3 separate regions of the Mus musculus genome follow, and regions 1 and 3 are each linked to region 2. Evidence: chromatin loops called from intact Hi-C (ENCODE). Cell type or tissue: heart. All regions are shown on one strand.

Region 1 (8,000 bases), 170 kb before region 2:
GTCTTCTTATGCTCCAGCCACGGACTGGACCAAGGACTCTTGCCTGCGTGGGAACCATCAAGCGCTCTCTCCTCCTGCCCTCTCCTCCCTTGGGCCCCAGAGCTGACTGAGCTGCCCGGGGCCCTCATTTGTTCTCAGCTCTTCCGTGGTATCCAGCGTGGGATGCTGGAGGCTGAGAACCTGGTACCTAGGGCTGCCGCTTGTCCACCCCCTGCCAAGCTGGGGATCCATGGCTTTCCATAGCCAGACACCCACCAGGGGCCGCGTGGAAAGCATGGGGCAGTCCTCCCGCATCTGCCCGCCCAGAGCATCAGAATTCTGGCAGGACGCGGGTTCTCTCCCCTCTTTCCCCCACACCCATGGCCTCACACTGCCTGATATTAATTATATGCCTGATCATTGATTAATATAATTCTAAGGACCCAATGCTGGGCCAGAGGCAGTGTGTGGACATTTACTTTGTCGCCCAGTTCTCTCTCTTGCTTCAGAAGCCTTCACTGCTTGAAGAGTCAGCAGTTCCCAACTACAGTGTCAGAAGTCAGACCTTCATATACAGAAGGTATTGCCCTTCCCTGCTTGGGAAACAACCTGAGTCCTTTCCTGGCCTTCAGCTGGCATCTCAGAAAGAAATAGCTTGTAAATGACCTAGTAGGGAGCCAGTTCATGAAAGGGAAAAAAAATCTAGAGAAACCTCAGTGTCTGATATTGATCAACACAGGAACATCTTGGCAACTCTAGAACATTCTAGCATTCAATCACTTACGTTCCTTAGAAGTTGATTGTGCAGGAGGCAAGGTGGGTCATGATCCCAGAACTTGGAGGATGGAGGCTCCCTGGTATGCAGTGACTTCCTGCTCCTTTGCTTTGCAAACATTTCTATCAGGCGTGTAGGGGTGGGTGTTTATGGTGTAGGCGCACACATGCCAGGGAGTGTGTTTGGAGGTCAAATGACAACTGGAGGAGTTGGCTCTCTCCCTTTACTGCTTGGGTTCCAGGGATAAGGCTCAGGCCAACAGCGGCTTGGCAGCAAGCACCTTTATCTGATGAGCCAATCCGAAGGCCCAACTTTCTCTAAAAGGACAGAGTCACGTCTCTTAGACCAGAAGCCAAGCGACGAGGTTATCCAGAGAGAGGAGGAGGCGCACGGCTGTGAATGTCAGCAAGGAGTTTCTAACTAGCTGGAAAGGCACACAGTGCTGCCTGCTGCCTGCTGCCGAGCTCGTGCCAAACAACTAATCTACAAAAGGACATCAATGGGAAGAGCAGTTTACACTCATGACAGTCAGAGGAGGAGTCAGTGTAGGAGAAGGGGAACTGATTTCTGCAGAAATGTGTAGGAATTTGACATGGGGCAGCAGGGACTTGAATGAGGACAGGTTTTTAAGGAGGTGGCAAAAGAATGTTGGGTTAGTGACAAACACAGAGGGGACAGCTGGGAAATCTGAAGTGAAGGAGAGGAAGAGTATGAAGAGTCCCCGGGAACAGAGGAGGACATACCCAGGCTCCGGTCATGGCGGCTGAGGTCAGCACCTTAGCTACATTGAGATAACCAGGACAGGACGTCTACTTGGCCAGACAGGGCAGGCTGAGGACTTGGGTTTTGGCTTCTCTTCTTTTTTCTTAGAAAATGTAGAAGTGGGAGGGGAAATAATTGTAGCTGTGACCAAGAGTGTACGCAAGCCCAAGAAAAGTGCTATAGCAGCTTAGACTTGAGTTGGTGGGCAGGACAAATTAGAGGCGCTTCCTTGGGGCACTGGACATATTTCGGTATATATTCCTTGGGTTAGATATATTCTATGAACTCAGACTTACACATAATCTTGATGCACTAATTAATTAATTTTTACATCTATTTATTCATTGTGTGTGTGTATGTGTGTGCATGAGTGTGTATACCTTGTGTGTGCATGTGCGTGCTATAACATGCTGCTTCTGGAGGTGAGAGGACAACTAGCCCAGAGACAATAGTTCTTCCCTTCCACCCTGTAGATCAAACTCAAACTCAGCTCATCAGTCCTGGCAGCAAACATGGGTTACTGAGCCAACTTGCCTTCCCTTACATGCTTACATGTCATTTGGAGACAATTCTCTGTTACGATGTGCTTAAGACGAATAGCCCACCCAAATACATTTGCTTATTAGTTGTAAAATTAAAAAGGATTTATCCTGATGGAGCTGGTGACATGGTGCAGGGGGAGCATTCATGGGTACCAAGTCTATAGCCTCAGACAGAACACAGTTCAACACCTCCTCTCAAAAGCCTCAGGGAGTGGGGATAAAACAAACTGTTCCCTCTGAACTCTGGTTAGCCTGTGGATTTGTAAGCAAAATGAGATAAATTAGAAGATAGACTGAAAGGTTCGATTCGTGATGCACGCAGAGTTAGCATCCCCCACCTAGCAAACCCTGAGTGAACAACTAGGATCCTTTGCTGTATCAACAACAAACCTCAACTCAATGCATCTCGCCCTTTTATAAGATTTCACGATGTCCCCTAACAATTTTATAACATGTCTGAGGATTTTTAGTGCAGCTATTATGCAGATGTTGAAATGTGAAATTCAGAAAATGACAAGCAGAAGATTTTTGTTGACGTGTCCAGCGTTTGAAAGGAAAGAACAGAGAATTCGAAGTAAGAGCAGCTCGGGGAGGCACCTGGAAAGTGCACTGTGCTGGTAAAATAGAGTGTTCACATCCTGGTTCCGAGGGGGCAGGGATCCCACAGGAGAGGGCTGAGGTGACAGACATGTGCGTTCCACCTCTCCATGTTGGATGGTACACTTGAGCCACTTGCAAAGTCACCATCTTCCTTCCAGTAAGAAACATCTCCTTTCCAAATTCCTGCTTGCTTCGCACTGGCTTGCATGCAGGCACAGACACAAGAAGGCTTTCTTATCAGTTTTTAAGTTTTCCACAAAGCAGCGCATACTATGGCTGGAGAGATGGCTCATCCGTTAGATTGTGCTCCTTTTACAGAAGACTCAAGTTTGGTTCCCAGCATCCACTTCTGGTGACTCTTAACCTGCTTGTAATTCCAGGTCAAGAGAGGGGAATCTGGCGCCCTCTTCTGGCCACCACAGGCAACTGCATTCTCACACACACACACAAACACACACACACACACACACACACACACACACACAAATTAATCTTTTTTATTAAAAAATTGACACATTAATCTACACATTATGGCATTTACACATACATAGTTGCAAAACTTTAAACAAATTTTCATTTCAGTTTATACAATGATGTAAATTTTATGCATCTGTTGCCTTCATGACATGCCACTACCTCAGTTTTGATTTCCCAAGTACCTTCCAGGTTTTAGCAGAATTTTCTTCCTCTGGGAATACATAGGACCCTGTTATGGTTAACGTGGACAGTGAGACACAGTGCAGTCAGTGTGGATTTAGGAGCATTTTACTAATATCTCATTCTGGCTATTTATAGATTTTGGTTTGTTTAGTCTTTCAAATATACAATATGCATGTGTGTGTGTGTTGTATGTGCATATATGTGCAGGTATACACACCCATGAGTGCATACTAAGATCAGAGAACAACAGGTGTCCTGCTCGGTTATCCTTTGCTTTCCTGGCTTCAGAGCAGGGGCTCTCAGTACCACTGGAGCTAGGCTGGTGGCCAGCCATCCCCCTGTCTTTATGCCCCATTTAGTGCTGGAGTTACAGGCACACATAGCCACACGTGGCTTTTTATGTGAGTGCTAGAAATTTGCACTCAGCCCCCGTGCTTGCCCAGGAACCGCCCATGCTCAGTGAGACATCTCCCAGCCCCTGGATATGCTGCCTTGTGTCAATTTTGAAGGAAAGGCAGCAGCCTGAAATCATGGAGCCTGTGCTATTACAGCCTGATACAAAAACACAAATATTGACTATGAGCATGGTTTAATGTTAAAATTGCAGAACCAGATGCAATTTCACTCTCAGAGATAACTGTGTGTTTTGGAATATTTTTCTATATGCCAAGAGACAATATTTGGTTTTAATGCTGCTATGAAAATCTAGACTACATTTAATGGGAAAAAAGGCATTTTTCCTTCTGCTCATTAATTGAGCAAAGTGATTTTATTGTGATACTTGGAGGTGTGAAGTCAACAAGTCACATTAATTTGTTTAAAGATAATCTTTCATTTTCGGTAGAAACTTTAGGAAATATTGTCAGGTAAAAGAAATAAGGGGAACACTACCATATCCCCAGTACTTTTTTTAAATCCAGTATTTTATTTTTTGGATACATGCTTGGTCATGGGTATAGCTAAAGAGAATCATAGTAATATATAATAATGGGGGTATGTTGGTGGCAAGACCAGTATGTAAGAGCCCTTGCCACCAAACCTGATGACCTGAGTTCAGTCTCCAGGACCCAAGATGTGGAAGGAAAGAACCAACTCCTACAAACTCCCCCATGCCCTCAACAAGTGTGTATGCATGTGTACACATCCCCAAATATGTGAAAAACTATAATATAATAGAGATGGGGATAATGAAGGCCTGTCTGCTAGTGCCATCTGGGAAGAGGGAGCCTCAGTTAAGAAGATGGCCAGCAGATTGGCTTATGGTGCACTTTCTTGATTAATAAATGATGTTGGAGGCCCCAGCTCCCTGTGGGAGAAGCCACTCCTTGGCTCATGGTCCAAGGTCGTATAAGAAAGCCGAGTGAGCAAGCCTAGAGGAGCAAGCCAGTTGGCAACACTCCTCCATGGTCTCTGCTTCAGTTCCTTCCTCCAGGTTCCTGCCTCAGATTCCTGTCCTGACTTCTTTCAATGATAGGCTGTGCTGTGGAATTGCTAGGCAAAATAAACCCAAGTTGCTTTGGGTCATGATTATCTATCACAGCAAAAGAAACGTAACTAAGACGGAGTGAAAGGCATATGCTTTGGTTGAGGCTTGACAAACATCAGTAAACAAAGTCCTTTCTTCAGAGGAAAAAAAAAATCTATACCAGAATTATAGGGAATTGATATCAGCAAAGACTCATGGTATTCCCCTGGACCAGACACTCTGTTTAGTGTGTAACAGAGCCCATGACCCTCCTGTCAGTACTGTGATGTGGGAACTATTGCTGCCCCCACACAGCATGCAGTCCAGTGACAACATAGCCCCCACAGTCTGGTTAGAAGATAGAAACCAACAGAGGAGGGACAGTAAGACTAGTCTCCCTAGGTTGGAAGGAGAGCCAAAATTAGAACTAATCTCTTAAAGGTTAGCCATTTCAATTTATTGACTCTGCCTGAACTCGGTGACTTGAGGCAAAAGTTCAGAAGAGAACTGCTGGATGGACAGGGTGTTCTGGGATGGAATTCCTCAGACTCAGCAGTCGAAATGCCAGGATGGGCCTTCTGCCTGCAGAGGCCACGTCTGATAGGGACTTCTAGGGAAATCTCTGAGCAAAGATTCAGAGAAAAGCAGTGATGGCCCTGAGGGCCTGACCAGGCCCGACAGTCCATTCTGACAACACGCCCACTGAGGCCAGCTCAGATCAGTGACACTACTGAGCCATCTCTCCAGACCTACGTTTATTTTCTTTACTTGAGAGACTTACTTGATAGAATAAAGTGCACGAGAGAGTCAAAACTAGAGAATCAATTAGCTTTATATTTCTCATAACCCGTGTTCATTTTCAGTGGTAGATTTAAATGCATAAAAATATATTCAACAGTGAAAGTGTAAAATCCAACGTGAAGCTACACAGGTTTTAGTGGCTTCTTGGGCTGTGGAGCTCATTGAACTGCGCCGTCTTTGAGTCTGGTTAGTTTTAGCGTTTGCTTTTGTCATTTGTAACATATTTTATAATAAAATTCAAAATAAAAAAAATAAGATCTCAGAGTCTACCTTAGGTACATTTATTTGGACCGAAGTAGAAACTTGGGCATCAATGAAGTTTTATTAGGACAAATGAGTCCTTCTGAAACAAACACTCTCTGTGTGTTCTTATAACATACTGTGCCCTTCAACCAATCTTATTCTTCTTTAGTATTGTGAAGAAACACTTTTAGGAGCTAGGGAGAAAGATAGTTGAGCTGGTAAAATGCATACCACACTAGTAGGAAGAACAGTTCAGTCTCCAGGATCAGGAGAGAGAGAGAGAGAGAGAGAGAGAGAGAGAGAGAGAGAGAGAGAGAGAGAGAGAGAGAGAGAGAGAAGATGGAGCAGGTGTGCTTATAACCCAGCAGCCACAGGCTGATTCCCAGGATCCACTAGGCAGCTGAGCCTCGTGGGTGAGCCCCAGGCTAATGAATGACCCATCAGGAAACAAGACGGACCTGAGAAAAAGACACCTGTGGTTGATCTGATGGTTGCACACACACACACACACACACACACACACACACACACACACACACACACACACATACATGGGCACATGCATCTACATCCACACACTTAAAAAATTCCTAAAAGGTAGTGATTTTCCAGAAAGGCTGAAAGCAAAGTCTGGGGGTGAAAGGGGAACCCCTGCTTTTGTCTGTACATGGTTTGAAGCCTCAGGGTCAACCCTAGAGTTTGCCGGCATTCTTCATCTCTTTAAGCAGGTAGTTAGGTCCCGCTTGCCCACTGGGTCAGCTCTACTGCTCACCAGTATTTTCGGCAGGCGATGATCCCGTTTCTATTCCTACACCAGTTCCTTTTTCAGACTCTCATGTGAATGGAATCCCAGTGTGTAGCTTGTGTCTGGCTGCTCTTGGCTAACACCATGCTTTTGACATTCCCTCAAGCTGCTGCCAGTTTCAGTAGCTCCATCTATGTCAACTGCTGAGTAGAATTCTATTATGTGTCTATCCTAGCATCTGTTTAGCAACTCAGCAGACGAGAGACATTTCCAGTTCCGGAGAGTAGCGCCTAAAGATGTTAGTGAGATTTCTCATGTAAAGGCCTTTGTGTGACCTATGCTTGCTCATCTTATGGAAGGTGACCTTACAAAGTGGCTATAATCAGATTTATAGTGCTAGGCTAACTTACTTAGTGTGTATATGGGTGTGATGTGCAAGAAAATGTCAGGCCTGGTGATGTATGCTTTTACCCAGCCATCTTGGAGGCCCAGGCTGTTTAATGCTTTGAGAAAATGGCAAACTGTCTTTCCATAGTGGATTTCGTCCACATATTCATTGACTGTTTTATTCTTAGTTAGCTGTGCTGATTTTCCAAGTATTTTGGGAAAAAAATCCTTTACAGAAAATATGTTTGGATAATAAAGTATATCATTTAAAACATTTTCTTAGCATCTTTCAAAGAACAGATGTTTTAAATTTTGATGAAAGCTAGTTTATTGTTTCTTTCCCCTTTGATACTTTTTTTTGTTTTGTTTTTGAATGTTCTAAGAAATGTTGGCCTAATGGATGATCACAAAGACTTTTCTTATCTTTCCTTTTCAGGAGTTTTATATTTGAATTTGTACATCTATGCCTACGATCTAGTTAAAGGAAACACTTGGATGTGAGGAACAGTCTGAGACATTCTTTGTAAAGAACATTTTTGTTTTATTTGTGTGTTTTTGTATGTGTTTGCACATGTGCACATGCATGTGTGTGTGTGTGTGTGTGTGTGTGTGTGTGTGTGTGTGTGTGTGTGTGTTCATATGCCAGTGGTGGTCAATTCTCTTCTTCTCCCTGGTGGGTCCTGGAGATTAAACTCAGGTTATCAGGCTTGGTGGCAAGAGCCTTCACCCACTCAGACATCTGCCCTGTGACCCAGGTCCTTCTGCAAAGCTGTTTCCGGGCATGCCAGTACTGTGTGGATGTTAGCAACGGTGTGAATTTCACATTCTGATTGTTAGCTTTTCCCTCATTGAGATCTTATGGGGTTCAAACTACATTTATAGGTCAATTTAGGCAGAGCTGACATCTAAGCATGGGCCCAGCCCATCTATGAAGATGGTATAGCTCTCTGTCTCTTAGAAAGCACCCCTCTAGTGTTTTATAGCTTTAATCATACAGATGTTAGGCATATGTGGTTAAATTTATCATTGTCAGTTTTAATG
Region 2 (8,000 bases):
GGTGCTAATGAGACCATTCCCTTTCCTTCGGTTTCCTTTCCTGTTTTGCTCAACCCATCCCATGTTTCTTTATGATGGCACAATAAAGTTTGCTTGTGGGATAATTCAGAAAGGAGATGGTTCACTGCAGATGGTCAGTAAATAAGTCAACCATATGTCTCCTACACCTAAATAATTTTCCACTCCCCCTCTCTTAACAATAATAACAATAATAGATTGCTTTTATGTAGGACTTGCTACGTGGCTGCCAATATTGACAATAAATAGTTGGAAAGGGGGACATCTGGGTGTGGGCAGGGTACACAATAAATAGGCATGCAAGGTACTGTGGGTTATAGAGACAGCTGCTCTTAACTGACACCATTTCCGGTTTGGCCAACGAGACCCACAACCCCACATTTTAAAACACTAAATGCAAGCTTTTGGAGGATGAATAAGCTATTGTATATGGCGTGAACTACGTGTATAAGCAATAGGGTCGGATGAACTGGCCAGCTCTGAGTTGGAAAAAGCATACAAAGAGGCAAGGAGTGTGGAACATAATTTAATAAAAATAAATTTTATAAAAAACCCTATGAATTCCCAAAGAAGAAGTGGAAAAGTTGTTAGGGTGTGGTGCAAGCCTTCTAATTAGTGGTTGCTCTGTGCTGCTGGCTTATCTCTCTTGCCAACACCTTCCAGGCATACACTGACCAGCGAAGGCACCCTGCTTTCCAGCCTGATAGTTGGCTCCCCACATGGTCCTCTGCTAGTTGGCCAGAGGAGGGGAGGCTTCTGCTTAGATGGCCACTTTTAGCCTCTTTGACCCTGATATGCTTCCAAAAAGAGGCAGCCCCCAAGAAGGGCTGGATGCCAAAGTGAGAAAGAGCGGGCCCCAGTCCTGCTGGTCCTGCTGTGTACCGGTGGCTGTCTCTGTCCCAGTCAGTTCCCAGCGTGAAAACTGCAAATCAACTCCCAAGTTGCTGCCATCGGATCAGCACCTAGGGGAAAAAGCCAGAGTCTCTCCTAGCCATAAATATCCCTAGCTCCAAGACGCCTGACGTCAGAGCGGGGCGGGCGGCGGCGCGAGGCCGGCCGGGAGGGAACAGCCTGCTTTCTCCGGAGTCCTGAGCAGCCAAGGACTGAGCTGAGCAAGCGGAGCGCGGTGCCTGCGGGAAGCCGGGACAGCAGCAGCCTCACCGTGCCATGCGGGCCTCAGGGTAGGTGCAGCACTGGAGACTTAGGCGCGGGGAGACATCAGGACACTTTTCTGCCGCTTTACTTTTCCCTGTTGCGTTGGCGTCGGAAAGGCAGCCCCTCCAGCAGCTGCCTGTTTTGTTCTGGAAAATGTTTGCAGAGACTCCGATCCTGGAGTGGGCTGTGTGTGCGTGCAGAGGGGGTGGAGTGAGGAGTGTGTGCATCGGGCCACTCACTGTACACGGCTTCGGAAAACTTTGGAAAACTTTTTAGCGGCTTTGCAATTAGACTCCTGATGGCTTGAGCGAAACGACATAGATAGCACCCCGCTCCCAGATGCTGACAACTTCTTCGGTGGCTACTTTGCCCATTTCGGTGTGTGCGTTCTGTTAGGTGGACTGAAGTCTTTCCAAGCCGACAGCTCCCACTTGTAGGCAGGGCCTTAACAAGGAGGATGGGCAGCCTAGTGGAGTGGCTCTTGTTCTTCAGATAGCGGGACCTTGGGCATGCCGAGAAGCATCAGGGAGATCAGGGAGAGAGAATCCCCAGGCTGTGGCCCTTGGCACCTGTGGGACAGTCCAAACTCTTGCTATGTTGGGGTCTAACCTTCGATGCACTGGGATTCTAACAACGCAGAAAGGATTTAGTGTGGCCACAGGTAACAGGGTGGGAGAGAAGGAGGAGGAGGAGAAGGGAGGGCAGGAGGAATATGATGGAGGAGAAGGGAGGAGAGGAGGAGGAGATGATAGTGCTGCTGGCTGCTATAGTCCTGTGTCCAGCTCTGTGTCAGGAGCAGGGTTGGATGTTTCTGCCCCATGTGCCCATAGTGGGCTAACTTCAGGTTCTCTGGGAGGGACACGGGCTGCAACACCCAAAACAAAATGTATACTGGTAACATAAAGAGACTTGTTTGAGCTGTGGGCAGAGGGAGGGGGCGGTAGGGGAGAGCAAGAGAGATTTTTATCAAAATTGAACACAGATTGCTGGAGTCTGGGCTTGGTTTAACCCTTCTCTCTCTCTGCCTTGGCTGCTTCTCTGCAGCCCTGGGGAGTGTGTGGCCAGTTCCTGGGATGGGGGGAGGGCAGCGTCCTCCCCCCACCCCAGGGGGGTTGTCTGGAAGTCCCCAGGGGCACGGAAGTCACTTTTCTGACTCTCAAGAGCTTTTCCAGTTTTGTGTTGTCCTTCTCTGTGTGGCATCTGTTTCTCAGGAGAGAATGAAGTTGTGCAGGGTTGTTTTGGGGGGGTGGCCACAGGGGTCCACCAACCAGAGAATACACAGTGTACAGTCCTGTGCATGTGTCTGTAGCAGGGATGACAAACAAGTGACGGAGAGAGAGCCTGGATTGGCAGCCATGCTGTCTCTGAAGTCTCTGGTTTTACATCTTGCAGTAGAGCCAACTAACAGTGTTTAGATGGGAGGGAGGAAGCCTGGACTCACCCTATGGTGGGGGGTGTGGGGAGAGAGAGAGAGAGAGAGAGAGAGAGAGAGAGAGAGAGAGAGAGAGAGAGAGAGAGAATGAACAGACCACGGGAAGGAAGGAAATCTGGAAATAAAAACAGAACCACAGGAAGTTGAGATTTGGGGAGGATTTTAAAAATTATACAAATTGACCCCCTGGGAAGTACCGGAAACGACTGAGCAGGCAGCCATGCCATGAAGTGTGTGCGTGGTGGTGATGTGAGACAGGGAAGAAGAGTGTGTCAGTGGTGGCTGGGTCTCTGTGGATGCGCACGGGGCTCGTGCTTACGCAGACATGACTGTGGTGTCAATTCTTGCCTTGGGCATGGAAGCATTTCTCCGATTTCTCCATCCACATTGTGAACTTCATCCTACCTCCTTCTTTTTTTTTTTTCTTTTAAAGCAACAACAACAAAACAACACAAAAACCCACACAAGGGCGCTATTATTGTCTCAGTCTCCTCTGAGGAGTTGTGCCCGCTCTAACCTGACTTAGTCCGGTTTTCAAAACTTCTCCAGATGCTGAAAGACTCAGGGAATACTTGTGCCCCCATCAGGACAGAAGAAGAAGAGACAACCCTCTGGCTTAAGCTGGGGAAGGTGGAGGCTGGGAGAGCAGGGCTCACAGCACAGCAAGCAGAGTCAGGGTGCTTTGTGTCTGGAGAGCTGTGGGAGGCAGAGGGCTTCACTGGGGACTCACTTTCTCTCCATGGTCCTGTTTCCCATACCCTGACCTCCAGGTTCTTTTGATTCAGTACAGGGAACGGTCCCCATCATTGGTCAGTCTTGGATTCAGAGAAATCTGATTATTAAGTAGGAGGGAACAGAAAGGAGCAAAGTTGGGGGGTCTTCGCTTTTGATCTTCCTGTGGCCAAGAGAAGTATTGAGCTCCTTCAACCCAAACACTTAAAGTAAAAGGTAATATTAATGTGCTATTAATATTCAAGAGCAGAGGGAATCCACAAGAGAATTCTCATCCCAATGTGTGTGATGCCCCAGTGTGTGACTCCTCAGAGAGCTCACAGTAAGGGGGAGCTCTTAGCGTTCTTCAGTCCCTAAGGTTTTTCCAGACCCATTTGTGGAATCTCCATCTTGCCCTCTAGATGACAGACACTTCACCGACCTCAGACTGGAGATGAATTTCCATACGAGATGAATTTCCATACCACCGACACTAGGCTGCCATCTCTGGCTTCTGCCCTCTCTGCAATCCACTCCATTCATTGCTTAGCAGAGACACATCTGAGGCATCCCTGAAGACCTCCAGGGGCAAACACACCTGGCAGAAAGAACATGGGGTGCCATTGGTTTGGTATCCATGACTATTTAGATGGAGACAGCCAGGGAGTGTTGAGGGTTCCAGCACTCAGCTATTGGTCCCAGAGGCAGCCTTCACAGTGGAAAGAGTGCTAATTCTCAAGCAGCCTGCTTTCAGCATGGACAGAGACTTGTGTGCGAATGAGTATCCTGGGGCATCCAGTCTTCCAGACTTTCACTTCCTCATCTGGAGAACAGATATAGGTACCATGATTAGGACAGAATTAGCATTTATGATACAAGACTAAGAACTGAACCAGGGATACTGTGGGCTCTTAATAAAGGGGATATTGTATTTTTTCAATATTCAGTGTTTCACTCTTCAGGAGCTTGAATTATTTGGGAAGAGGCATCTCACTGGAAGGTGATCTTATATTTCCCATGGTGTCAGACCAAAGGCTGGAGAGCCTGGTCCTCAGGTTATTTCTGCTTCCTGTAGGAAAGCTAGCTAGGGAGAGTGGCCCATGAGTGTGCCCAAGACTGATATCCCGATGGCGGAGGCAATGTGGAGATCTCTCTTTGAGTGAGCTGTTTAGAGAGGAAGAAATGAGATGGGTGGGCTGTGTATGTGGTATGTGTGGTTTGTGTGTGTGTATATGGTGTGTATGTGTGGGGGATGGTTCGTGGTTTGTGTGTGTATATGTGATGAGGTGCATGTGTATGTATCTGTGGTATGTGTGTATGTGTGTGTGGTTTGTGTGTGTATGATGTGTGTGTGGTCTGGTTTATGGTGTGTGTGTGTGTGTGTGTGGTGTGGTTTTGTATGTGGTTTTGTGTATATGGTGTCCATGTATGTATGTGTGTGCTGCATTGTGCTGCATGTACTGTGCTCTGTGTGTGTGTGTATGTGTGTGTATGTATGTATATGTAGTATGAGGTATATACGTGCATGCTTCTGTGTTTGTGGTGTTCTTGTGTGTGTGTGTTGTGGTTTATATGTATGTGTGTGTGTGGTGTGTACTGTGTTGGGGTCTTCTGAGTGCTGTGTATGCATCTTTGTGTGTGTATACTGTGTTGGGGTCTTCTGAGTGCTGTGTATGCATCTTTGTGTGTGTGTACTGTGTTGGGGTCTTCTGAGTGCTGTGTATGCATCTTTGTGTGTGTGTGTGTACTCTGTTGGGGTCTTCTGGGTGCTGTGTATGCATCTCTCTGTGTGTGTGTGTGTGTGTGTGTGTGTGTGTGTGTGTGTGTGTGTGTGTGAAAGGAAGGGGAGGATAACAAGGTAGAGCAGGTCAGCCAATCTTGTTTGACAAACTTTGGGGCCAAGGTTAGTTAGGCAGCCCCCACCCCCTCCGTGTGCAGAGCTACAGGATGGGAGCTTAAGCTCTAGAGGGTACGGGAGGGGGTGCCACATCATCCATGGGGTGACAACTCTGAAGGCTGAAGGGGCAGCTGCAGGGCCTCTTGGTTCATCCCAGAGCTTCTAAGTCATCCTTCAAGTTGACATTTAAGGCTTTGAAGATCACATTTGTTTTTGTTTTGCTGGAGCTTTCTCTTTAACCATGGCCTGGGATGATCTTTAAGCTTTTTAAGAGGCTCAGTCAGTGGCCAACTTCTCTTGAGATGGGCCAGATTGGGGGGTCAGTGAATTCCTTCGTTTTGGCTGCGTCGGTTGCTTCCAAAGCTCTCCTCACATTTTTTGGGTTTGTTTGTTTTCATTTCTTGATGAGGCCCTCAGACTGCACAGCTGAGATGCCACAGAGGGAGGAGGCACCTTGCTTTGAACGTGGGTATCATTTTGCTCACGCTTCCCCAGGCTTCTTAGACACTGGTCACTTAGAAGTGTTGTGAGTTACTCCCTAGGTTTTCTGAAAAGACAGTAAACACTGGCCAAATGGATGAATGAGCGAATGAATGAGCGAGTGAAACAGGCAACTGAAACAGCTAGATCCTACTTCTGCACCCTATTTTACAAGCAACGTTCTATTAGAGCACCCCTATGCCCATCTGCTTATGATTCTTCCCATCACATCTTCTGTTCTGTCTGATGATATTGGATGGATATTTTGAAGTGAATTGTCTTAGTAGTGTCTTTGCCATCATAGTCATAGCTTTGGACCAGAGGTTGTTCTGTCAGGGGAGGGGTAGTTTTCACCATCATGCCCATTGTTGAGACAGGAAGACTGAGTATGGAAGACAAGAAATAATTTGCAGCATTAAGAAACCAAACACACACAAAAACAAAACCTGAGACATGGTGCAGGTTTTGCAAACTATGCAAACTATCTTTGTTGTAGTTCGATAACTTGGGAGGTGGAGACAGGTGGATCCCTGAAACTTGCTGTCCAGCAAGCCCTGCAGTGTTAGTGATCTCCAGGTCAATGAGAGACTCTGTCTCAAAAACATAAATTAAAAAAAAAGCACATAGCTACAACAAGGTAGGCAAGCACCTGAGGCAGGATGCAAGAACTTGACCTCTGGCTTCCACATGAATATATATAGGCATGAGCACATGAAAACACACACACACACATACACTTACACATTTGTTCACATACACACACAAATCAGGTAGTTATAAATTTTTTTAGCCTCATACAGCATAAAGATACCTATAGGTAATCATAAGAAAGAAAGAAAGAAAGAAAGAAAGAAAGAGAGAGAGAGAGAGAGAGAGAGAGAGAGAGAGAGAGAGAAAGAAAGAAAGAAAGAAAGAAAGAAAGAAAGAAAGAAAGAAAGAAAGAAAGAAAGAAAGAAAGAGGGGGAAAGGAAGGAAGGAAGGAAGAAAGAAAGAAGGAAGAGAGGAAGGAAGGGAGGGAGGGAGGTGAGTGGGGTCTGGTGCATCTGAATACTATTTAGGATCTGTGGAGTAAGCTTTGAAATCAAGTGTTTTGAAATTTGAGTTCTGTCACCACCAGACCTCAAGCTGTTCAGCCTTTCGTCATCTTCTTACACTGTTAATGAGAAAAATAAACATGCTTGCATCTCAGGGTTTTGCTGGAGACGAAGGGAAAGCTCCACAGGCTCTTGAAAAGCATTTGGTGCCCAACAAAATGCTCTGTCTCTCTTGTCTCCAGTTGTAATTTCCGAAAGTCCTTGTGTTGGTCATTGGTCCATGAATCAAAGTGAATAAACCATTTATTCAAAGCTTATCAACAATCCTCGAAGGCGAGGAATTGCGTCACAGATCTATGCTGCCCACAACAGCTAGAAGGTGATCCCTTCTATGTAACTCTGTACTGGAATAAATACAAGGTTGGCAGCTACCTCACCCACAAACCTGGGCTGGGAACTAGCTTGCCATGCACTCTAGCCTAAGCCATGTGTACTAGGCCAACGAGAGACCCTGTCTCAAAAACAAGGTGGACAGTCCCTGAGGAATGGTACCCCAGGTTGATAGCTAGCTTCCACCTGCAAACACATGTGCTTGCATACCTATATACACATGCATATACACATGCATGCATGAAAACACACACAAATGCATGTGTATAACACACCAAGAAGAGAAAAGGGATAGGGGTTTTAAGAGTCTATAAAACTCAGGCATAATTTCCAACTCCCCCACTTGCATCTTGTAAGATTACCTTGCCTGCCTATTGGATTGTTTGTCTCCCATAAGAGAAATGGATGTTTGTGTACATCAGTACCTCCCTCGAAGGTTAATAAATGTTGTCAGCACTTAGCTTGGAGCTTTGATTGCTGTCGTCACTAGCAATCAGCCAAGTAGAGAGAATGTTAAGGAGGTTAGAGTCAAAGTCTGATGCCATCTTCATCAGATAGAACAAAGGAGGTGCCAGAAAAGAAGTCCCAGGAAGCTGTCTGGCACAGTGGAGGCTGCCCGAGGTTCCCGAGATATGGGTAGCCTGGCAAGAGAGCAGATGGAGGTCAGGCCTAGATGGTGTAAGTACGGCAGGTCTATAAGACCAATAGGCATGTCCAGTCGGAAAGCCTATCAGTCCTTAAGTGTCAATGTAGGTTTTATAGCCCTGAATGTAGGCAGAGGCTTTCTCTGCCTCTATGCCCTTGTTTGCAGTTCTGCGTACCCGAGAACCCAAGAGACCTTTTCCAACTTTTGTCTTCCTGACCTGCTCATCCTGGAAAGATT
Region 3 (8,000 bases), 200 kb before region 2:
AACCTACATTTTGTCATTTTGTCATGTGGCTGGTGACCTGTCTATGCTTAGGTACCATGCGTCCTGTGTCCCTGCTCCTCACATCTTCCTGGGTAGATCTTCCTGTGCTTGGCTCTAAACCAGAATTCTTCCCCCCACCCCAGATGTCCCACCTTCTATTTCCTGCCAAAGCCATAGGACATAAGCTTTTTAATTGACAGGTGATATATCCATGCAATACATAAGATGTTCTCTTTACATCCTTGTGCTCACAAGACAAGCACTTTATCAAAAAATCCATCTCCCTAGCACTGGACTACTTTTTGGAGGAACCATGCCAGCCGCTTCCCTTGAAATTTCACTCCGTGGAATGACAGCTCTATCCACTGATGTATTGCTCCAACTAGACTCAAATCACCACAGGTACTCACAGATGGTGATTCCAAAAGAGATCAATTGGTACAGAGATAGATAGATAGATGCCAGGTAGATAAATGTAGAACAGAAGTAGGTAGACACAGATATAAAGCGATAGACATAGATAGAGACAAACAGATAGTGCTTGCCTTAGTTTGTTTTTATATTGCTGTGATAAAGACTGTGACCAAAAACAACTTGAGGAGAAAATATTTTACTTGACTTCTATGTGCTAAGCACAGTCCATCACTGAGAGATGTCACAACAGGAACTCAGACAGAACAGGAACCTGGAGGCAGGAACTGAAGCAGAGGCCATGGAGGAATGCTGTTTATTGGCTTGTTCCCTGTGGCTTGCTTGGCTGACTTTCTTATAGAACCCACAATGGTGGGGCTGGGCCCTCCAACATTCATCATAGATCAAGAAAATGCGCCACAGACTTGCCTACAGGCCACTTGGATTGGTGGCGTTTTCTCAGCTGAGGCTCTTCTTTCCAGATGACCCTAGCTTGTGACAAGGTGACAGAAGCAGGCTGGGACAGAACATCTAAGAGCTCATGCTGTCCACCGCAGTTAGCTAAACATCAGAAATTCCTTCTCAACAAAGGTCACTGTGCTTCCAAACCAAACCAAACAGAAACCATTGCTCATTTCAGAAGTCTGAGGTAAGACCTCCTAAGACCTCACTGTGCTCACAAAGACTACAAGACGAAAGTCTGGGAGTGCTTGGACTTGAGAGCAGATATCTGCCATCTGTGCGCTTGCGCATCTGTGTGTGGCCTTTTCTCCCTCCTGGCTTCTTGTTTCCTTGCCTCATCTATGTGCCTTTCAAATAAGGGTTTGAAAGATGCATTTCCCCCAGGAACTGACAGGGTCATCTGTGACTGGAAGTCCTGGGCTCTGCAAGGATACCTTTTCTCTGGGAAGCATAAAGGTGGATTTTTGTCCCCATTGGTGTCTCCTGGAGCTTTTTGTTGTAACTTAGTGGAGGACCGGGTATAGCTAGACTAATAAACAGTAGGTTTTGTTCTCAAGAGAACAACTTAGTTTATGCGGACATGCGTTGGTTCTCCCACAGGCCAGAAGAGATGAAGCCGGGGTTATGAGCTGCTGAACATGAGTGCTGTGAAAAAATGCCAGGATCTCTGGAAGAATATGGCATGCTCACATGCTCTTAATTATGGGTCATATCACCAGCCCCTCCACAACATGGTCGTCGTCATCATCACCATCACCATCATCATCTGTTATCATCAATATTATTATCAGAGACAGGAATTTTATTTTATTTTATTTTTTGCTGAACCTAGAGATCACTCATTCAGCTAGGGTGGCTGGCCAGTGAGCTCCTGGGATCTACCTGCTTCTGCCCAACCAGTGCTGGGATAAGAGGCACATGCTGCTGTGTCTGGCTTTCTGTTAGAGTTACAGAGCTGTGAACTGCCACGTGGGTGTGAGGAATCGAACCTGGGTCCTCTGGAGGAGCAATATAAGTTCTTAAGTACGGAGACATCATTTTACCCTAGCCCCCACCCCACCCCATCCCACCCCACCCCACACTAAACAGCTGGTTTAATGAGGTGCTGCGGATGGAAATCAGGCTTGTGTTTGCTAGGCAAAGCACTCTACCAACAGAGCCACATCCCTAGCCCCGTGAAAGAACAGAATGACTCTCCAACCGAGTCTGAACAATCCCTCTGGTCTCTCTGAGGAAACCACAATAGACATTCAGTCTCCACATCAGCCACTCAAAGCCCCAAAACCTTGACTCTCTTCCACCTGGCCAGCTGCTTGGACAATGACTTCAGGATTCTCCGGTGAACCGTAAATCCAGCCCCACTTTCTAATCCAAAGGTGCTCAGGCTCGGCATCCATTAGAGGTGAGCGGAAGAGAGTGGAGGAAAGGGGCACGCTTTGACCACACTTTCGGAGCCCGGGCAGTGTGAGCTAATCTGCATTAGAACGAGCCCTGGCACGGTTAAAAGAAACAAAAACACCTTCCTAAGGCAGAAAAACTTCCAAAACAGCAAACTTACTAATGTATTCGAATATGCTCACGTAAGCTTTCCACACATAAGCCTCTGCAGCCCTGAACATCTAATCGGCTCCCAGGATCTTAAACATAATCAAGGATCCCATTCCATGGCGCATGGCGCTTGCTCCGCGACTCTAATTCCTCCCCAATTTTCATTCCTATTTGTAGTCTTTGCCAGACAATAAAGTCCATTCCCCTTCAAACCCTTCCCCAAATGGTTAGATCATTATCAGGCCATTTGTCGGCTGACTCCCATTTACAATTCTCCTGGAACTCCAGCCAATGGCAGTTAGGAGGACTCCAAAGCACTTTCAGACGGGCGGCCCCTCTCCATGGCTTTGGCCTCATTTGTTCTCGGAGTTTGAAGACAATTGCTCTTGTTCTCTTTCTTTCTTTCTTTCTTTTTTTTTTCAGACATTTTCAATTCAAGTAAACTTAATTTGTTTTCCAAACAAGACTGCGGTCCATCTCAGTGGCAAGATCAAGGGAGGGGCGAGACCTTGGAAAAGTTTCCTGTAATTATAGAAGGAGGGAGGAGCACGAGATGCTCTGTGTGTGTGTGTGGGAGGGGGGGGGGAGATCATTCTGAAGAGGGAGATGGTGCAGAAAGAAGAAGTAGACATTCGAAAAGTCTAGCCCAGAGCTATGGTTGGGTTGGTGATCCTGAGTGCATTTTTTCATATACGCAACAGTTCAGAAATTAGAGCTTGCATTCGTTATGAGCCCTGGTGTTCCCCCACAGGTCCTGAAAATCACCTTTAGTTTGGCTGGTGTAGGGTAGGAGGGGAAGACACCTTTCCTCATCTGTCATATGGGCCACCAATGTCTCTCCTATAACAAAACATAGACTGGAATAGGAGAAGTGCAACCGATTTTTTTTAAAGTCAACTTGTGCCTGGTCAAGGAGTCTTCAGGAGGAAGGCCTAGGCCCAAAGACCTAGAGAAAATCCTTTAATGTATAGGTCTGAGGATAGCTTTATAGAAATATGACTGGCCCAAAGAAACGATCTGATACAATGGGCTGGGTAAGATGGTTGGGCAGCGCACAACAATGCTCATCTCTGCCTTTCTGTGGCCTCTCTTCCCACTGGGTAGAGGACAGAATCTCTTTTTCAGGGAAGGTTTCATGATCCGGCCAGGCAAGGTAAGCCAGAGAATTCCCTACGGCGAGTGACATTTGGAGAGATGGGGTCTAGGACAAAGACTGTGTTTGTTTATGCATGTCCTCATCTTTAACTTGGGGCAAAATGAAAACTTACCCCACAGGATAAGGATTAAATGAGTTCATTCAAGGCAAGAATTTAGTCTAGAACTTGAAAGTGCCCTCAAGACAGCCTAGTTTAATCCCAGCAGCTGCATGGTGCCAAGGGAGACTCCGGACTCTCAAAAGTTGTTCTCTGACCCCCACATGCAGGCTATGACATATGTCCACACCTACAAACACATATACACATAATAAAGATATTGAATGTAGTGACTTCTTAGAGTATATGCACCCCAAATACATTCAGAATGGATGGGTCAACCGAAGGACTCAGCAGTCCACATCCTGCCCGTTTGATTCCAACCAGTAGAGAGAATGTCACAGAATGTAGCAAGGCTGTGTGCAATCAGTGCCAGAGAGGGATCAGTCGTCCTCACTTGCACAAACTCACTGCCGTTTCCCTAGAACACGGAACCCATGCTGCTGGGCTGTGGAAGAACTGAGACGAGATGATGTGGAATTTAAAGATGCAGGGGTGAGATTTCACATAATCTGTCTCCGTGTTACTTCATGATGTCTTTCATAGCCGGAGTCTGCTGCTTAGAGAAGGCCTATGCTGCTTTCATTTCCGTTGTGACAGAATATCCTGACCAAAAGCACCAGGGGGAGGGCAGTGTTTACTTGGTTCACAATTCTAGACTGCTGCTGCGGGGGAAGTTAAGGCGTGAACTTTAAGCACCACACCCACAGTCAGGAGGAAAGAGAAGACATGCTGGTACCCTCGCTTGCTTACTCTGCTAGGGTCCTTCACTCTTACACAGCCCAGGGTGCTGACCACGAGTGATGCTCTACATGCTCAAGGCCATGTTCATTCTCACAACACATCTCTGTATTCCTGAGGGAGCATGTTCTAGAAACCATGTCAAAGAAATCAAGACAAGCCCTTACAGACATTCCTATAGAGCCTGTAGGAATATAAGCCTAGAGTACAGGCTAACCCAGTCTAGACAGTTCTTCAATGGAAGACTTCTTCCCAGGTCATTCTGGGTTGTGACAAGTTGACAAATAAAATGAACAGGCCTGACACCAGACTTGTAAACTTCTCCCAGGCTAAATGCCTTAGAAAGTTTCTAAGCAAATTTGTGCACAGGAAATGCTATCTTACATGGCCAACAGGGGGCGCTCTCCATTCCTCTGTACCATCCTTCATAGTCCTCAGGGTCCAGGCCAGGGTCAGTCATGTGACTCGACAACATGCTGGTCTACAAACGGTTAATGCACGCAAAGGAGACTGGGCTTCTAATGAGCTCCTTAGAAGCCTTACCAACATCTCTATTGACAGTTAGAAAGGAAAATGCAGAGATGAGTCCAACCCTGGGAAATCCTATAACCTCATAAATTTGCTTTTTTTTTTTTTTTAAAAGAAAACCAGCCTTTGATAAAAGCTATATTGATGTGTTAAAGTTATTTGGCTGCGGACAGTTGACAACATCTCCACATTGGTGCCACAACATGGACCTCGCTCTTGCTTTCCTGTCACGGAAAGGGGTTCCTTCCCCTCCTCTGAAGCTAACGTCTCTACTTGTGCCCAGACCCATCTCACGCCACATCCAGTACCTGCCACGATAGACTCCATTCTTCCTAACTCACTTCTGAAGTCGGAAAACAAATACTTCACTTGAAAAAACCATTCTAACCAACACATCATCAGAACCTTCATCTCTGCACAGTTCAGACGACAGGTGTGATGTGGAAACCCATCACGGATAATGAGCAGTACTGGAAATGTTGTCGTCCCACCTGTTTTTTTGTGGAGCAAGCTGGATCTGTGCCTGCAGATGCTGAGGTCCTGGGTGTGGCTCGGGGCTGAGGAGAATGGGGTCCTTGGGACCGCTGGGCTCCCAGCGATGAAGGGCGAGTTCTGAGGTGGCCTGGTATCGCTTTTCTCTAGGCTTGAATTCTGGAGGGCATCCTGAGTTTTCTTCTTTTCCTTTTTTAACATATTGACCAGGATATCTAAATATCTGATTTAAGGATTTAGTGGCTCCTGAGAGATGATCATGATTAGACAAAAATTCCTAAAGCCAATACTGTCCTCCAACCAAATAATTGTGATTAGTGCCCTTTGGTGCAGCCTGGCCACAGGAACACAGTGACTCCGTGAATTTGCATGTGCAGGTGTCTGCAGCTTAGGAGGGAATCAGCCATTCACTGTGACACAGTGCTATGGAAGCTATCAAACTGAGAGACCTTTAAAATGCTGACTAACATTGGTATGGAAAAGGAAAAATGTGAGCCTGGCCATGCATCTGTGTTGGCAGAGTGCTCACCCAGCACACACGATGCCCGGAGTTCATCCCAGGACCACTCGGAGCCGGACAGTGTAGTTCATGCCTATAATCCCAACACTCTCTAGGTAGGAGGAGGACCAGAAATTCAAGACCATCCTTGTCAACTTAATGACGGGTCTATGTAAGATGCTGTCTTCTTTTCAGCATCCATGCAAAAGGCTGGGCAGAGAGGGTGAAGCTGCTTGCCAACAGTTCTGGGAGGTGGCACAAGGACAACACCCGGAGCCTTCTGGCCAGTGTGATTGATCAAATCCGCAATCTCCAGACTCTAGTGAGAGACTCTCTTAAAGTATAAGACAGAGAGCGATTGAGGAAGATACTCAATATCAGAAGAGCATGTGTGCACATGGACACTCATGTACTCAGGAGAGTTAGAAAACACAGGGGCAGTATGAGAGAGATGGCTACTACTCAGAACAGAGGGAGGGGTTTAGGTTACACATGTTTTTGAGCAAGTAACACAGAAACAATCCAACCTCCATAGTTCTCCTCAGTTTAACTTCAACTTGTTGATTTCTGGGTAGCCAATCCGTTTTTCCCTTAACATACCCAGGGTGGCCCCCATTCCTTCTTGCCTCATTAAAGTACATTGTCAAGAGCTAGTCACAGTATCTCAGAATATCTCTGTTTGTCCTCTCTTCCCAGTATGTGAGTTCTAGGTGTTAAACTCGTGTTGCCAGGCTTGGCAGCAAGTGGTTTACACACCGAGCTCTCTCTCGCTCGCCTCTCTGCCCCAATTCACATCACCATTCTGAATTCAAACCTCAGCGTGAAGGAACCTTGAGTGACTTATTCACAGTGTGAAGCATCTAATGTCACCCATGTGAACAGTCGTATACGATTCAGAACAGTGAAGACAGTGCGCGCGCGCGCACACGCACGCACACACACACACACCATGACTCACTTTTCGATAAGCACACGCAAGCCAGCCTGGACTGGTTCCTCTCTGTCACATCTCATTTCATTTCCCCTCAATGCATAGACGCTCATAAGCCGTGGCAAGTATTGAGAGGTTGGTAGGAGTGTTTAGCGGGAAGATCCCAGTCTAGGATCAAAGCCAAGAAAAGAAGCAGAACACAGACTGGGGCGAGGGCCAGGGTTGAGGCCATCCCTGGAGATGGATGGGGTAGGAAAAAGGGAAGGAACGCAGGGGTGACAACACTGTGGGCGGCACTTGGAGACAAGGGCGTGCGTGGGGGTGTAATTTGCAGTTGGACTTACCGTTACTGGCTGGATAATAAAGTGGCTAAAACTGACTTGATTTTGACATGGGGTCTGCTAAGACTCAACTAAAATTAGAGGCTGAAGCTAATGAGGTAGTTCATCAACTCTGCTTGGGTTGGTTTTTAACCTTGTAAGCTTCTCCCACCCACCTCTCTCTGTCTCTGTCTCTGTCTCTGTCTCTGTCTCTGTCTCTGTCTCTCTCTCTCTGTTTTTGTGTGAGTGTCTGTGTGTCTGTGTGTGCCTGTGTCTGTGCTGGTTCTGCAAAAGTCAGGAGAAGGAATCCGATCCCCTAGAGTTGGAGACAGGAGATTGTCCATCACCCGATGTGGGTGCTGGGGCATGACTGCTGAGAGATAAACATAGCTCCCTGGAAGAGCAGGGACCCTTTTCTAGCCTCTGTACACATTCTTAGCAGATGTACAAACATGAACATATAGCATGATATATTTGCTCATGTGTCCCCAGCCCCATGTTGGAGACGGAACCCAGGTCCGTGTCTCCAGCTCCTGCAAGATCAGTATGCACTTTTAACTGCTGAGCCACTTCCCCAACTCCTGTGTAATCTGCACATCAGCTTCACTGAAAGTGTCTTTGTAAAGTTTTTTTTAAATGACTAATATACATTTATAAAACTTTGGCAGACTCATTCCCTGTGAGGGTTTAAAGGCTATAAGTGTCATGAAAGTGTCCAGTCTCTTACAAGAAGATTGAAAGGTAAAAACGAGGAGCAATGCTGAGGAAATGCCCCCAAGGCCTGAGGTCCAAGCAGTCCCACTGGGACTCTTCAG

The links. Hi-C counts contacts between places; a loop is a spot of excess contacts. Peaks named below come from ENCODE experiments on the same cell type or tissue, not always from the same donor. Only the 100,000 strongest peaks of a DNase experiment are listed, where the experiment ranks them.
Region 1: a loop joins it to region 2, with 2.2 times the contacts of the local background. A loop is called at or near these places in 2 of 42 quality-filtered maps.
Region 3: it touches region 2 in a loop (1.9-fold over the local background); 2 of 42 quality-filtered maps call a loop at or near these places.

The regions. Positions count from the first base shown.
Region 1 is chr17:49,731,618-49,739,617 of GRCm38, reverse strand. The region is part of intron 10 of Kif6 (kinesin family member 6); the gene reads right to left. Among named protein-coding and RNA genes, the nearest start is that of Gm16555, 86 kb to the left of the region's middle. In heart, a CTCF peak has its summit at 3,031 (motif pointing left); DNase peaks (open chromatin) are centred at 1,087 and 6,657; H3K27ac peaks cover 527 bases.
Region 2 is chr17:49,557,402-49,565,401 of GRCm38, reverse strand. Daam2 (dishevelled associated activator of morphogenesis 2) reads left to right here and starts at 1,092. Exons shown (of 25, transcript NM_001379372.1): 1 at 1,092-1,199. In heart, CTCF peaks have their summits at 986 and 3,186 (motif pointing left); a DNase peak (open chromatin) is centred at 1,061; H3K4me3 peaks cover 2,467 bases; H3K27ac peaks cover 2,767 bases.
Region 3 is chr17:49,756,072-49,764,071 of GRCm38, reverse strand. It overlaps Kif6 (kinesin family member 6), which reads right to left. Exons shown (of 23, transcript NM_177052.3): 13 at 5,435-5,650. Among named protein-coding and RNA genes, the nearest start is that of Gm16555, 62 kb to the left of the region's middle. In heart, a CTCF peak has its summit at 4,815 (motif pointing right); a DNase peak (open chromatin) is centred at 7,131.